Regions from separate parts of the Homo sapiens genome. Here region 2 is linked to region 1. The links are chromatin contacts, found by Hi-C or POLR2A ChIA-PET in ENCODE. All regions are on one chromosome and are shown on one strand. The core of a region is the stretch at or near the end of the contact, and the rest is flanking DNA. Distances in the headings are between cores, read along the strand shown. Region 1 holds the start of ERICH4 (glutamate rich 4). Region 2 overlaps PCAT19 (prostate cancer associated transcript 19).

Evidence for each region. A loop is a pair of places that touch in the nucleus more often than their neighbours do. ChIA-PET counts read pairs that join two places held with the same protein, here RNA polymerase II (POLR2A). Pooled maps may share reads with other maps.
Region 2: a loop to region 1 is called in a map of heart right ventricle, with 2.6 times the contacts of the local background. The contact joins the enhancer-like site here to the promoter of ERICH4 in region 1. A Hi-C loop is called at or near these places in 6 of 168 maps with a recorded cell type or tissue (HepG2, Right ventricle myocardium inferior, cardiac septum and 3 more), 1 of 37 single-sample maps with no recorded cell type and 8 of 50 pooled maps. POLR2A ChIA-PET finds 5 or more read pairs at or near these places in 5 of 52 experiments (A549, GM12878, HEK293 and 2 more).

What each region holds. Positions count from the first base shown.
Region 1 is chr19:41,441,461-41,448,276 of GRCh38, reverse strand. It overlaps ERICH4 (glutamate rich 4), which reads right to left and starts at 5,121. Exons shown (of 2, transcript NM_001130514.3): 1 at 4,934-5,121; 2 at 3,512-4,271. The coding sequence starts at 5,107. The coding sequence ends at 4,053.
Region 2 is chr19:41,474,016-41,481,518 of GRCh38, reverse strand. PCAT19 (prostate cancer associated transcript 19) reads left to right here. Exons shown (of 3, transcript NR_136334.1): 2 at 2,235-2,438. Among named protein-coding and RNA genes, the nearest start is that of PCAT19, 23 kb to the left of the region's middle. Within about 2 kb of position 1,487, at least 12 of the 41 ENCODE cell types and tissues checked have a DNase peak (open chromatin) inside an H3K27ac peak, as active enhancers do; they include endothelial cell of umbilical vein, heart left ventricle and heart right ventricle, where a contact is called at or near this core.

The DNA.
Region 1 (6,816 bases), core at 3,872-6,371:
GTACACAGGTTTGGAATTTTGATAATGTTCAATTCATCCATTTTTTTTTTTTTTTTTTTGGTTCTTTCTACTGGACCACCACTCTTGAGCCCTCTAATCCAACCTCCACGCGGCAGCCAGAGGGAGCTCTCTAAATGTAATTACTCTTTCCCTGCTCCACCTGCTCAAAACAGTGTCACATTTGTGATTTAAAACAGTATTTCTCAAACCTAATTTGCAAACAAAGCAGGTGGAACTCTTCTTGTATGCACAGCATCTGATTTGGTTGGTCTGGCATGGGTCTGGGAGTGAGCACACCTACCAAGCGGCTGCTGGGGTAACTTGCGTTTTCCACTGATGATTTCAGCAATGTTTCCGGTCCCACATGCTCCTCCAGAACCTTGTACTCCCCCATGAAAAGGTGGAGTCCATTTCCCCTTCCTTTATTTATTTTTTTGAGACGAAGTTTCACTCTTGTTGCCCAGGCTGGAGCGCAATGGCGTGATCTCAGCTCACCGCAACCTCCGCCTCCTGGGTTCAAGCAATGCTTCTACCTCAGCCTCCCGAGTAGCTGGGATTACAGGTATGTGCCACCACGCCCAGCTAATTTTGTATTTTTAGTAGAGACGGGGTTTCTCCATGTCGGCCAGGCTGGTCTCAAACTCCCGACCTCAGGTGATCCGCCCGCCTCAGCCTCCCAAAGTGCTGGGATTACAGGCGGGAGCCACCGCGCCCGGCTATTTCCCCTTCCTTTGAACCTGATCAGGACTTGACGATGGCATCAACATGGTGAGAGTGACCCTGCATGGCTTATGAGGCTGGGTTACACAAGGCGATGTTGCTTCTGACTGGCTCCCTCTCAGGATACATGCCCTTGGAACCCATCCTCTAAGCTCCTTGGGAGCCCAACTTAGCCCATGTGGAGACAAGACAGGGAGAGAAACAGAGGCACCCCCAGCCCTCAGCCAGCATCAACCGCCAGACAGGAGAGCAAATGCGCCAACAATGATTCCAGCTGAAGCCTCAGACAGCGTGGAGCAGAGATGAGGGATCCCTGCAGATTGCAGATGCGTGAGCAAAATGCATGCTGTCACTGTTTTGAAACAACAATGTCTGGGGGCTGTTTGTTATGCAGCAATAGACAGCTGTAACAATGCTGTTACTGCTGTATTCCATGAATGACTGCACTTTGAGTAGCAGGGGGCTAGATCACTAGATAAGCCCCATGGCTTCTGTGTATGCTATTTTTCTACTTTTATATCCTTTTCATTCACTTTTTTTTTTTTTTTTTTTGAGACAGAGTCTCACTCTGTTGCCCAGGTGGGAGTGCAGTGGTGCAATCTTGGCGGACTGCAACCTCCACTTCCCGGGTTCAAGCAATTATTGTGCCTCAGCCTCCTGAGTAGCTGCGACTATAGATGCACCCCCATGCCTGGCTAGTTTCCGTATTTTTAGTAGAGACGGGGTTTTGCCATGTTGGCCAGGCTGATCTCAGACTCCTGACCTCAGGTGATCCACCCACCTTGGCCTCCCAAAGTGCTGGGATTACAGGCGTGAACCACTGCACCCAGCCTCATTCACTTTCTTTACTTGGCTCATTTTTCCTTGTTGCCTCAATTCTCCTCTAAGATCACTTTCCTGACATTTCAGCCTGGGCCTGTTGCCTTCTCTGGGTCCCCTCCGCCTCCTGTGCCTCCCCCATCTCAGCCTTGATCCCTCAGATTATACTTCCTCTGTCCCCACCCTGACCATCTTGGCTGTCCCTGGATAGGGATGGGTATCTTCTCCCACTGGTCTGGGAGATCTGGAAGGACAGGCCTGGAAAAGACTTGGTCACTGCTGGAAGGAGCTCAGTTAGTGTGGTGCTGAGGACAGTACGGGTGAGGCTGGCCCCTTCACCCAAACTCCCACTCTCTTCCATAGATTTCACCTCTGTGGCCCAGGCCATAGGATTAGGGCAACTCCCCTTAAACATCGAGTCCATCCTCCAAGCTGTCCTTTTTTTTTTTTTTTTTTTTTTTTTTGAGACAGAGTCTCGCTCTGTTGCCCAGGCTGGAGTGCAGTGGCGCGATCTCGGCTCACTGCAAGCTCCACCTCCAGGGTTCACTCCATTCTCCTGCCTCAGCCTCCCGAGTAGCTGGGACTACAGGAGCCTGCCACCACACCCGGCTAATTTTTTGTATTTTTAGTTGAGACGGGGTTTCACCGTGTTAGTCAGGATGGTCTCGATCTCCTGACCTCGTGATCCGCCCGCCTCGGCCTCCCAAAGTGCTGGGATTACAGGCGTGAGCCATCGCGCCCGGCCTCATGCTGTTCTTGAATAGTGAGCACCTGTTACAAGTCGCCCCACCAGCCTCTCACTTGTACCCCCCTCATCTCTTTCTCCCCAAGAGACAGAGGACCCTGGCACTTGTGAAGCATGACCCAGACCCTGGGGCCATGGCATCCAACATCCTCATTCCCCATGACCCCTACTGTCTAGATGTAGCTGCCAAGAGACCCCCAGACTCCCCGGGCCTCTGTCTAGAGTGCCAAGACAGAGAGAGAATGCCCTGCCGCTTGCATGCTTTGTGGGGTGTCCTTCCCCCTTCCCTGGCTGCTAGGCGTGACTTCAACGTTCTCCCCAACCCCCAAACAGCAGCACTGACACCAGCTGCAGACCTGGCTCAGGTTAGCTAATGAGGACCAGGCTGGGGATGGAGCCTGAACCCCTAAACCCCAGTCCTGTACCCCACCCTAATCCTGGGGTCTCCACTGGACAAAACGAAGCAGCTTGGTTTTTCGTTGTTATTGTTTTTGAGATAGAGTATCTCTCTGTCTCCCAGGTTGGAGTGCAGTGGCGTGATCTCAGCTCACTGCAGCCTCCGCCTCCCGGGTTCAAGTGATTCTTGTGCCGCAGCCTCCCCAGTAGCTGGGATTACAGGCGCGTGCCACCACACCCAGCTAATTTTTGTATTTTTAGTAGAGACAGGGTTTCACCATGTTGGCCAGGCTGGTCTGAAACTCCTGACCTCAAGTGATTTCCCAGCCTCGGCCTCCCAAAGTGGAAGCGGCTTATTTTTAAGGAGAAAACTCCCGTGGAAAGGAATCAGCACCTCCTCTGTCAACATTTCACTTCTCTGAAAAGACTCTCACTTCCAACAGAAAGTGCTTTGTAACACAACAATGAGGCTGGGCGAGGTGGCTCATGCCTGTAATCCCAGCACTTTGGGAAGCTGAGGCGAGTGGATCACGAGGTCAGAAGTTCGAGACCAGCCTGACCAATATGGTGAAACCCCGTCTCTACTAAAAATACAAAAATTAGTTCCGTGTGGTGGCGTGAGCCTGTAATCCCAGCTACTCAGGAGGCTGAGGCAGGAGAATGGCTTGAACCCAGGAGATGGAGGTTGCAATGAGCCGAGATCACGCCACTGCACTCCAGCCTGGGCAACAGAGTGAGACTCCGTCTCAAAAAAAAAAAAAAAAGAATGAGAACATATGGACACAGGGAGGGGAACAATACACACAAACAAAATTTAGAAACAGGTGAAAATAATTTTAGTAATATTTTTACTAATACTGATATGCTCAAAATATTATTATTTCAATAAGTAATCTAAAAATTATTGAGATGTCTTATGTTCTTTTCATCATACTAAGCCTTTAATATTTGGTGTGTATTTTACACTCACAGCACATCTCAATTTGCAGTCCCCATGTTTCAAGCACTAAATAACCATGTGTGTCCGGTGGCTACCATACTGGACAGCGTTGATCTGAAATCGCATCTGTATGCATCACCAGCATATTTGCAGAGATCCCCATCTCAGCAGCACACCTGAGGCTCATCTGCGAAAGCACCTGCAACTTCTCTACAACCTCCCACATCACCTCCAAACACATCCTCATGTCATCTGCAAACACACCCATAGCTCACAGGCCAATGCCTAAATATCATTGCAGGCACCTTCAGAGAAAGCACTTACTAAAGGGGTATACTTGATTCCACATCTGCTTTGACCTGCAAATCTCCCTTCTCCTTTACATACATTTGCATCTCATTTGTATGTCAATCTAAATCCACTGGCAGAGCCTCAGATCATCATCTCAAAGTCAGGTGGATGTGGGGCTGGGCAGGCCTCCAGGTGTTCCTCCTCCTGCTTCCTCTGGGGCTCTTGATCCTCCTCCTCTTCCTTGCTGCTCTCCTCCTCCTCCTCCAATATGGTGACCAGTTCCTCCCGCAGCGCCCCCATCTCCAGCCCCAGGCTGCACAGCTGTCCCAGCAGCTGGACATCCACTCGGCGCAGGTTCCCCTGCCAGTAGGAAGGGGACGTCACAGGGATGCCACCCCAGAGAGCAAGGGGTCTCTCCAGGACCTGGGTGAGAGCAGGTCCCAACTCATGTCCTGGCCACAGCGCCTGGGCAGGGTCCTCACTGTGCCCATGGACCCTAACTGCCTTCCTGCTTCTCAGAGTGTCTCTTGATCTCTAACTCTTCTCTTTGTCTCTCCATTTCATTGTCCCTGACTTCTCTCTCTCTGTCTCCTCCCTCTCTTATCTATATCTGTCCCTGTTTCCCTTTGTCTCTGTCCCCATTTATTTTTTGTCTTTCCATGCCCCTGTCTCTCTGTCTTTATGTGTTGCCATTTCTCTGCCCCTGCCTTTGGCTCTCTTTCTCTCGCTTGCCCTCTCTCTGCCCTCCCCAACTTTCTCAAATTCAGTCTGTCTCTCCATCTCTGTTCCTGCTCTCCGTCTCTGCTTCCCACCTCTGTCCCTCTCTTTTGGGATCTCCCTGTCCCCACCTCTGTTCCCGTCCCTCACTCTATGTCTGTCTCTCGGTGTCTGTACATGCCTCTCATGTCTCTGCTTCTATCTCTCAGATTCTGTTTTTCGATCTCTGGCCTTCTCTATTTTTGTTCATTTCCATTCATTCTCATTTCCTCTCTTTCTCTTTCCCTTCCAAACCCCTCACTCACCAGCTCCTCCCTGATCCACAGCAGACTATCGCAGGCACCTCCAGTGTCTGCCCCTGCAGTCCTGAGGGTCTGACCAGGGATTTCCACTGGGGAGACCTCCCTCAGGGCCTGGGGGGGTGGGCCCAGCCCCGGAGGCACCAGTCCAGCCTGATTCAGCTGCCTCCACAGTTCCATCGTCTCTGAGCTATGGCTGCAAGGAGCAGGAAGTAGCAAGGTCCAGGGTGGCCTGGTCCCCTGGGGAGCTGTGTGCGTGGTGGAGAGTAAAGGGCAGAGGGAGTGGGATGGGGGTTCCTGGGAAAGGTATCCCAAAGTCCACTCTTCAGAGAGAATCAGCTGGCCTTGTGCTTTTCTTTTTCCTTCTGAAGTCTAACCTCAACTCTGCTCACAGGGTTCAAACATAGCCTCTTGCAGAGGTCTAACTCCACCCTTCCCTGCCTGTCTCAGGCCTGACCCCTCAGGGGCGCTCAGTGTCTGTAGATGCCTGGCACCCTCTGTCCTTCCACCTGCCCCCCACCACCACTTCTCCAGCCTCTCCTCAGCCTCCATTTGACCTCTGGCTTGCCCATAGCTTGGTCCTTGCTTGTCCTCTTGGCACGGGTCATCCTAGGGCTTTCCCACCAGTGTGCCTTTGGGGGCAGGAATGGCTCCCAGGGGCACCAAGACAGCAATCCCTTAGCTGGAGTGCCTGTGTCCAGGCTGCTGGCCTAGGGCCAAGCAGCCAATTCTGCTGACCCTGGACTTGCCTATGGGTATATTATCCCTGTTGAGGGTGAGGGCTTCTGCTGTGGAAAAGTCTGGGAAGCACTGCAGGCCTCTCTCGGCCTTGGACCCTTCCTTCAGACCCAAGGTGCATATATATACATATATATAATGGTAGATCACGAGGTCAGGAGATCAAGACCATCCTGGCCACATGGTGAAACCCCGTCTCTAGTAAAACACAAAAAATTAGCCGGGCATGCTGCCGCGTGCCTGTAGTCCCAGCTACTCGGGAGGCTGAGGCAGGAGAATGGTGTGAACCCAGGAGGTGGAGGTTGCAGTAAGCCAAGATCACGCCACTGCATTCCAGCCTGGCGACAGAGCAAGACTCCATCTTAAAATAAACAAATGAACAATATATATATATATGTATTTTGTTTTTTGAGACAGAGTCTCGCTCTGTCATCCAGGCTGGACTGCAGTGGTGCAATCTTGGCTCACTGCAACCTCCGCCTCCCGGGTTCAAGCGATTCCCCTGCCTCAGCCTCCTGAACAGCTGGGGTTACAGGTGCACGCCACCACACCTGGCGAATTTTTGTATGTTTAGTGGAGACGGGGTTTCACCATGTTAGCCAGGCTGGTCTCAAACCCCTGACCTCAGGTGATCTGCCCACCTCGGCCTCCCAAAGTGCTGGGATTACAGGCGTGAGCCAACGCGCCCAGCCCCAAGTCCCTTTTACCATAGAAAGTAACATAGTCACAGTGCCCAGGGATTCACAGGTATGGGGAGAGGGTTCGTTATTCAGCTGCCACACCCACCTTCCTAAACCTGCTGCCCTTCCAGTTTCCTCACGTGCACAGCCACGCCCGTCTGCTTTTAGTTTCTCAATCTGTTGGCTTAACCTTCAAAACAGGCCCAGGATTTGAGCACTTCTCACCATTCCCTCTGCCCCATCCCCATTCATCTCTTGCCTAGACTGCTACAGCAGCCTCTTTTACTGGTCCCCTGCATCCACCCTTGCCCTCTAAGGCAAGGGTCCCCAGTCCCTGGGCCAAGGACCAGTACCAGCCCCTCGCCTGCTAGGAACTGGGCCGCACAGCAAGAGATGAGCAGCGGGTAAGTGAGCATTACCGCCTGAGCTCCGCCTCCTGTCACATCAGCAGTGGCATTAGATTCTCATAGG
Region 2 (7,503 bases), core at 238-2,737, 37 kb before region 1:
ATTATTGAAAAGGGTGTGCTTTCCCTAGTGTATATTCTTGTCAGCTTTGTCAAAGATCAGTTGCCTATGAATGTGTGGCTTTCATTTTGGATTCTCTCGTCTGTTACATCAATCTGTGTGTCCACATTTATACCTGTACCATGCTGTATTGGTGACTATGGCTGTGTAATATATTTTAGAGTTAGGAAATGTGATGCTCCCAGCTTTGTTCATTTGCTTCAGCTGAAAAGGTTGAGTCCACAATTACAAAGATGGCAGCCGCCCATCCCCGGAGGACCTCCAACCCAGAAAGAGATCAGGCTTCCCACCAACCCTATAACCCTGGCTGGAGTTCCTGAAATTCCAACAGGGAGGACCTTCCCAGTGAGGAGGGATGAATCAAGGTCAAATTTAAAGAAACAGTCTGGCCACTATCAGGCACAGCAGCAGTGCTGCCTTGTGGGGGACCCCTCCTGCTCCAGACCAGCTGCCCTCCCTGGAGCCCGAAGGCTAGATTGTCTGAGTCTACGGAAACAGAGACGGTGGCCGCCCCAACCACCCAGAACTCGGTAGTCTCAGGCACTTGGCTTGCTATCTTGCCACTGCTTGGCTGGTATTCCAAGCCCGTGGGACTTGAGAAGTGCTGTGATGATGGGGACCACAGGATGAGGCTGTCTGGCTCCCTGTGATATGGCTGTGATGAGTGGAGGAACACCAGGGCTCATGTCTCACACAGAATTGGAGAAAATGACACAAACACATGTACAGTGGTTTTATGGCGTGCAGTTTAATAGGCAAGAACGAAGGAAGAGCTCCCCATACTGAGACAGAGGGAGGGGGGCTCCAAAGCCAAAAGAGGAAACCCGGAGTGCTGTGGATACCAATGAGTTATATGAAGAAACTGGAGGGGGTGGTGTCTGATTTGCATAGGGTTCAGGCGATTGGTTCGACCAGGCATGTCATTTATGTGGCCCACGGAAAAACTGGCCCTCCCACCTAGCCTTTGAATATGCACGTGCCGGACACCCTGATTTCCTACACTCATGGGGATATATGGGGGTGGCCATATCGCCAGGCACAGGTGGGGACAAGGGCCAGAAGAGGGCGGGAATCGCTATGTTTGGGTGGACCCAGTTTCTAATGGCCGGCATCTGCAGATCAAGGTTACCGGAGAACTCTAAAAGCCGGGGCTTTCCTGCTAGACAAGACTCATTTCTGGAGCTGCTTTAAGAAGAAACAAAACTTCCCAAGGACCCCTTTTCCTCCCTGTCTGCCCAAAATAATTTCTTAACAACTCGTATAACACCTGAATTCAGCCCCCTTACTGGGGGAATGTACCAACGGAACTCCCACCTTTCCTGGTTTCTCAAGGCTAGATTGTGTAAACCTCCTGGGTCTCGGTCTGTGTCTGAGCAGCTGCTCTGCCAACACTCCACACAGCCCTGTGTACTAGGCCCAAGGCCGCCGTGACTCAGCCCATGGGAGGATCTCCTGATTTCTTGGTTGCAAAGATCCAAGGGAGAAAAATGGTTTCTGGGGCGGGGTCACACACTCATGGCTTCTCTTGGCTGTGCAAGAAGGTTCCTTTGGCTCTGTTCCAATATAGCGTGGTTCATCACCCACCCCTGTTTTCTTTGTTCTCCTGGGTCAAGTTGTTTGCCTAGTCAGTCCCAATGTGAGAACCTGAATATTTCAGTTCACGTGCTTATCGTGAAATTCACTGAGACTTTAATTCAGTGGAAGGCAGCCTCTTCTAATTGGCCATCTTGGCCCGCCCCCTCCACGTCACCTCCCATAAAATGGCCACGCTCTCCAGGGACGATACCATTATATATCTTTACGTGAAACCGACAGAACACTCATTACACTTTTTGTGAGCTCATTTACTTCACTTATAATGAACATGGCCATGGAAATGCTAGTGGAGAAAGTGGTCGATTTTCTGATGGATGTGATAAAAAAATGGTTTGCCGACCAATTAATGACATATGTCTCAAAACTAGTAACGAGACCCTTAATCGCTGGGTTGAAGTTTCTAATCAAGAAGATGCTCATCTATGTATTCAACAAAGCAGCTTCCCTTGCTTCTGAAATGCTTCCAAACAACATCTCATATTTCCTGAAGAAGATAATGCCTGGACAAGCAGCACAAGTCATTCAGGTTTACTTTCAGCTCATAAATCCAGCAGGATATTCGCACAATTGTTGGGAAACCTTATCAGTTCATGAGTCGTGCATGTTTCCTTTAATTTCAGGAGGAAGAGGGTAATCTGGAAGAGTTTCCTGACCTACTCTGCTGCTGTGATTAAACAACCACCAGGAAATTTTGATGACACTGTTCTCCTGAGCTCCTCCCTTTCCTCGGGGAAGAAAAGCATTGAAACTACAAAAATAAAGTGTTATTTGGCTGGAGTGAGGTCTCATGTCTGCTTATGCGGTGGCTCGCTGCTCAGAACAGGGTGAGTCTCTGAGTTGTACGCTGAGGAGGGGAGGCTGTCAATCTAGAAAAAACCCATTGCATGGGACACCTCCATGGGGTCTGGGGGGCTGAGGATGAGGAGCTGGACTGGATCTAGGGAAGGAGGAGGTTTCAGAGGGTGAAATTCTGGCAGTAAATCCTGGGGGTGTTTGAAAACTTCCTCCCTCAGAAGGAGAAGACTCAGGGAGGAATAAGGACAAACCATGGGTCCCTTGAGGGGCATTTACTAACTTAAGAGGACTTTATCGGGAAGCAGAGTGACAATGGCCTCCTTGAGGACTGAGGCCCCTGGATAAATGAGGCCCAGATCCAGATCCAGTCCATGGGAGATGAGACCTTCAAGGGACATATTTTTGTTGGGACAGAGGAAAAGTGCAGCTCTGCAGCTGCAGAGGAAGCCTTGGCAGTGTGAAAGCGACCTTGGAGGGGGCCCTGTGCGTTCTGAATGCTTCTGAGGTCCATCCCCTGTCCCCGCCTCTTTTTCTGGATTTTTTGGGCTCCATGGTCTCCGCCATCTTCTGAGCGCTCCACGCTGCCACCTTCAGTTTTCTCTTCTGGGCTCCAAATACTCCAAAATCTTTCATATCTGTGCCCCTACCCCTGTTTTTAGCATGTGTTGGGACTCCAGGTCCCTGAAGGTTTCTGGCCTGAAATCCACCTCCCCAGCGGTGTGGATTCTGCTCTAGAGACCCCGCACTTGGCAAGGTTCCCAGGCCCCTGGGGGACAACCGAGTGGTATGTGCACTTCAGGGCTCCACACTCGGCAAGGTCTTTCAAGCCCTTGGGGTTCCCTCCTCAGTTTTCTTCACATGTCTGGGATGTAGTCACTCTATAAATGCCGGGATGTGATCCCCACCCCAGTGATTTTTTTTAGTTCCATGAGTGTTGCTATCTGAATAGTCATCCTGAGAGTGATGGGACCTTTTGAATTTGCAGCAAGTTTTAGATTAGTGTGAGTGGCCTGAGATCGCAAAACTGGGGCTAGCATTGGATGTGAGGTTAGGCTGGTGGAAAAATTTGCCCAGAACCTGAGGAGTGTGGGCTCACTGCAGGTGGTTAGGATCAGCACAGAATTGCAAGGATGTATAGCTTTGGGGTAAAGAATAACATGGTTCAGAAGTACATGTATTAGTCTTTTCATGCATTACTATAAAGAATTACCTGAGACTGGGTAATTAATTATAAAAACTCAGGTTTAATTGGCTCATGGTTCCACAGGCTGTACAAAAAGGATGATGCTGGCCATCAGCTCAACTTCTGGGGAGGCGTCAGAAAACTTAGAGTCATGGCAAAAAGCACAAGGGAATCAGGCTCATCCTCCATGGCCAGAGCTGGAGCTAGTGGTAGGAGAGGTGCTGCACACTTTTGAACAATCAGATCTTTTTAGAACTCTATCACCAGACAGCACCTAGAGGATGGTGCTAAATTATTCATGAAATATCCACCCATATGATCCACTCAATTCTCACCGGCCCAACCAGGACCACCTCCACCATTGGGGATTACAATTACACATGAGATGTGGGTGGGGACACAGATCCAAACTCGATCAGTGGGCATCTTGGACTGGGTCTACTATAGAAGAAGAACCAGGAGCTGACTATCATCCTTAAGACTGCCCATGATGGCCAGGCAGGGTGGCTCATGCCTGTAATCCCAGCACTTTGGGAAGCCAAGGTGGGTGAATCCCCTGAGGTCAGGAGTTTGAGACCAGCCTCGCCAACATGGTGAAACCCTGCCTCTACTAAAAACACAAAAAATTAGATGGGTGTTGTGCCAGACGCCTGTAATCACAGCTACTCCAGAGGCTGAGGCATGAGAATTGCTTGAACCTGGGAGGCGGAGGTGGCGGTGAGCCCCAGTCGCACTGCTACACTCCAGCATGGGCAACAATACCAAAACATCGTCTCAAAAAAAAAAAAAAAAAAAAAAAAGGCTGCCCATGACCACTGCCCCAGTGAGAGGGACACCAGCATGGCTAAGATCAAGTGCTGGACATTCTTCATGGGTCAGACATTAAAGCAGGCCACACTGTTACAGAGATGGGCTCCATTCATAGCAACAAAGTGGTGAGAAGATGTGGGAATGGCAGAGGCCAGCACTTTGCCATCAATGCAAGGTGGGCATAAGGAGCTGGCACCAGTGCCAGAGTGCATCAGGGGAGGACTGCTTTGCAATATCTAGCACTTACCTCTTAGAGTATGTTTCATTAGGGACAACAGATATAAATGGCAGACAAGTGAGTCCCTTCAGTAACAGGAAATAGAAATCATCAAGAGGAACAGAAACAGATGTCAGCAGCCCTCATATAAAGTCATCATCCTTCATCCAGTTAAAACCTGAGACAGTTCTCACATAAGAAGGTCTAATTCAAAAAGAGACTGGGTTCTCATGAGGCAGGTTCATGCAAAACCAAGGGAAGTATACAACTTTGGGATTCTCCAGCTTCCCTTGGAAAAGACCTACAATCATTTGCTTAGGTAACTGAGCACTGAACAAAGGTGAGTATTGTTATCTTTCAGAAGCTGTTGGCCATGAAGGTCTTGCTGGCATAAAACCCATGGTTGGAAACATCACCATGACCCCTGTTAGAGTAATGGCCTAAGGGCAAGGGTCAGGAAATTGATGTATTCCTTGCCAACTTCTGCGAGACGAGTGTTGGTCCACTCATCTCTTTCACGGAATTCACCAGTCTGGTATCTTCAAAATCCAGAAGGATGATGGCAGATGGCAGGAAACTAATGCAAACACCATCAGTTGTACCTCCACTGTAGCAGCAGTAATGGATGTTATCTCTTCATTGTAATATCCAGGGAGGGAGAAGATGACATTATTCTCAATATTCTAAACACCCTGTGTGTACAGCCTCTGTGATATTTTTTGTAATATCCGTGTGGGAGAGAATTATATTACTCCTAATATCTCAGGGGTTGTGCCCCCTCTGTGACAATGTTCCTAACACCCAGGAGGGGATAGGATGATATCACTTTTAGCATCACAGGGGGTGTACACCCCACTGTAATATTGTTCATAATATCCGGGGGGGAGAGAATGATATTACTCCCAATATCGCAAAGACTGTACACCAACCTGTGATATTATTTGTAATATCCATAAGAGGAAGAATAATATTACTCCCAATGTCACAGGAAGTGTACACCCTTCTGTGATATTGTTCAAAAGATCCAGTTAGGGAGGGGATGATATTACTCTCAATATCTTAAACACCCTGTAGGTAAACCCTCTGTGATATTCCTCATAATATCCAGAGGGAGAGGATGATATTACTCCCAATATTGCATGAGGTCTACACCCCACCTGTGATATTGTTCCTAATATCCAGGATGGGAGAGGATGATATTACTCCCAATGTCGCAGGGGATGTACACCTTCCCTGTAATATTGTTCATAATATCTAGAAAAGGAGAGGATAATATTACTTTCAACATCGCAGGGGGTGTACACCTTCCTTGTTATATTGTTGCTAATATCCAGGGAAAAAGAAGATGACATTACCACCACTATTGCAGAAGGTGTACACCCCCCCTTGATATAGTTCCTAATATCCAGAAAAGGAGAGGAGATATTACTCCAAATATTGCAAGAGGTGTACATTCCCCTGTAATATTTTTCCTAACATTCAGGAAGAAAGAGAGTGATATTGCCCTTAATATTGAAGGGAGTGTGCCCCCCCCGTGATATTGTTTCTAATATCCAAGAAATGAAAGGATGATATTACTCCCAATATCACAGGGGCTGTACAGCCCCCTCCCGTGATATTGTTCCCAACATCGGGGGGGGGTGAAATAGTATTATTCCCAGTATCACAATAGGTGTACACACCTGTCGTGATATTGTTCCTAATACCCATGGGGGAAAGGACGATATTATTCTTAATATCTCAGAGGGATGTACACCCTCCCTGTGATATTGTTCCTAATATCCAGGGTGGGAGAGGATGATATTACCCCCAAAATCTCAAAGGGTGTACACCCCTCTTGTGATATTGTTCCTAATATCCAGGGTGGAGAGGATAATATTATTCCCAATATCCAGGAAAGGAAACGATGATGTTACTGTGAATATTCCAGGGGGTGTCCTCCCCTCTGTGATATTGTTCCTAATATCCAGGTTGGGGAGATTATGATATTTCTCCAAATATCACAAGGGGTGTACACCAACCCTGTGTTATTGTTCCTAATATCGATGGGGGGAGAGGACGATATTACTCCCAATATCACAGGGGGTGTACACCACCTTTATGATATTGTTCCTAATATCCATGAAGAAAGAGGATGATATTACTTTCAATATCGCAGGGGATGTACACTCCCCCTGTGATATTGTTAGTAATACCTAGGAGAAGAAAGTGTGATATTACTCCCAATATCGCAGGGGATGTACACGCTTCCTGTGATATTGTTCCTAATATTTAGGGGGAAAGGGGATGATATTACTCCCAATATCGAATGGTGTGTACACCCCCCCGTGATTCTTTTTTTTTTTTTTTTTTTTTTTGAGATGGAGTCTTGCTCTGCCGCCCAGACTGGAGTGCAATGGCGCAATCTCGGCTCACTGCAACATTTGCCTCCCAGGTTCGCACGATTCTCCTGCCTCAGCCTTCGGAGTAGCTGGGATTATAGGCAGCTGTCACCATACCAGGCTAATTTTTGTATTTTTAGTAGAGTTGGGGTTTCACCATGTTGGTCAGGCTGGTCTTGAATTCCTGACCTCAAATAATCCACCCACCTTGGCCTCCCAAAGTCCTGGGATTACAGGCATAACTTTCCCTGTGATATTCTTCCTAATATTCAGGAAGAAAGAGGATGATATTGCTCCCAATATCGCAGAGAGTGTGCACTCCTCCTGTGATATGGTTCTTAATATTCAGAGGAGGAGAGGATGATATTACTTTCTATATTGCAGAAGGTGTACACCTCCCTCGTGATGTCTTTCCTAATATCCAGTGGGGGAGAGGTTATTAGTCTCAAAATCACAGAAGGTGTAAACCCCCATTTGATATTGTTCCTAATATTCAGGGGTGG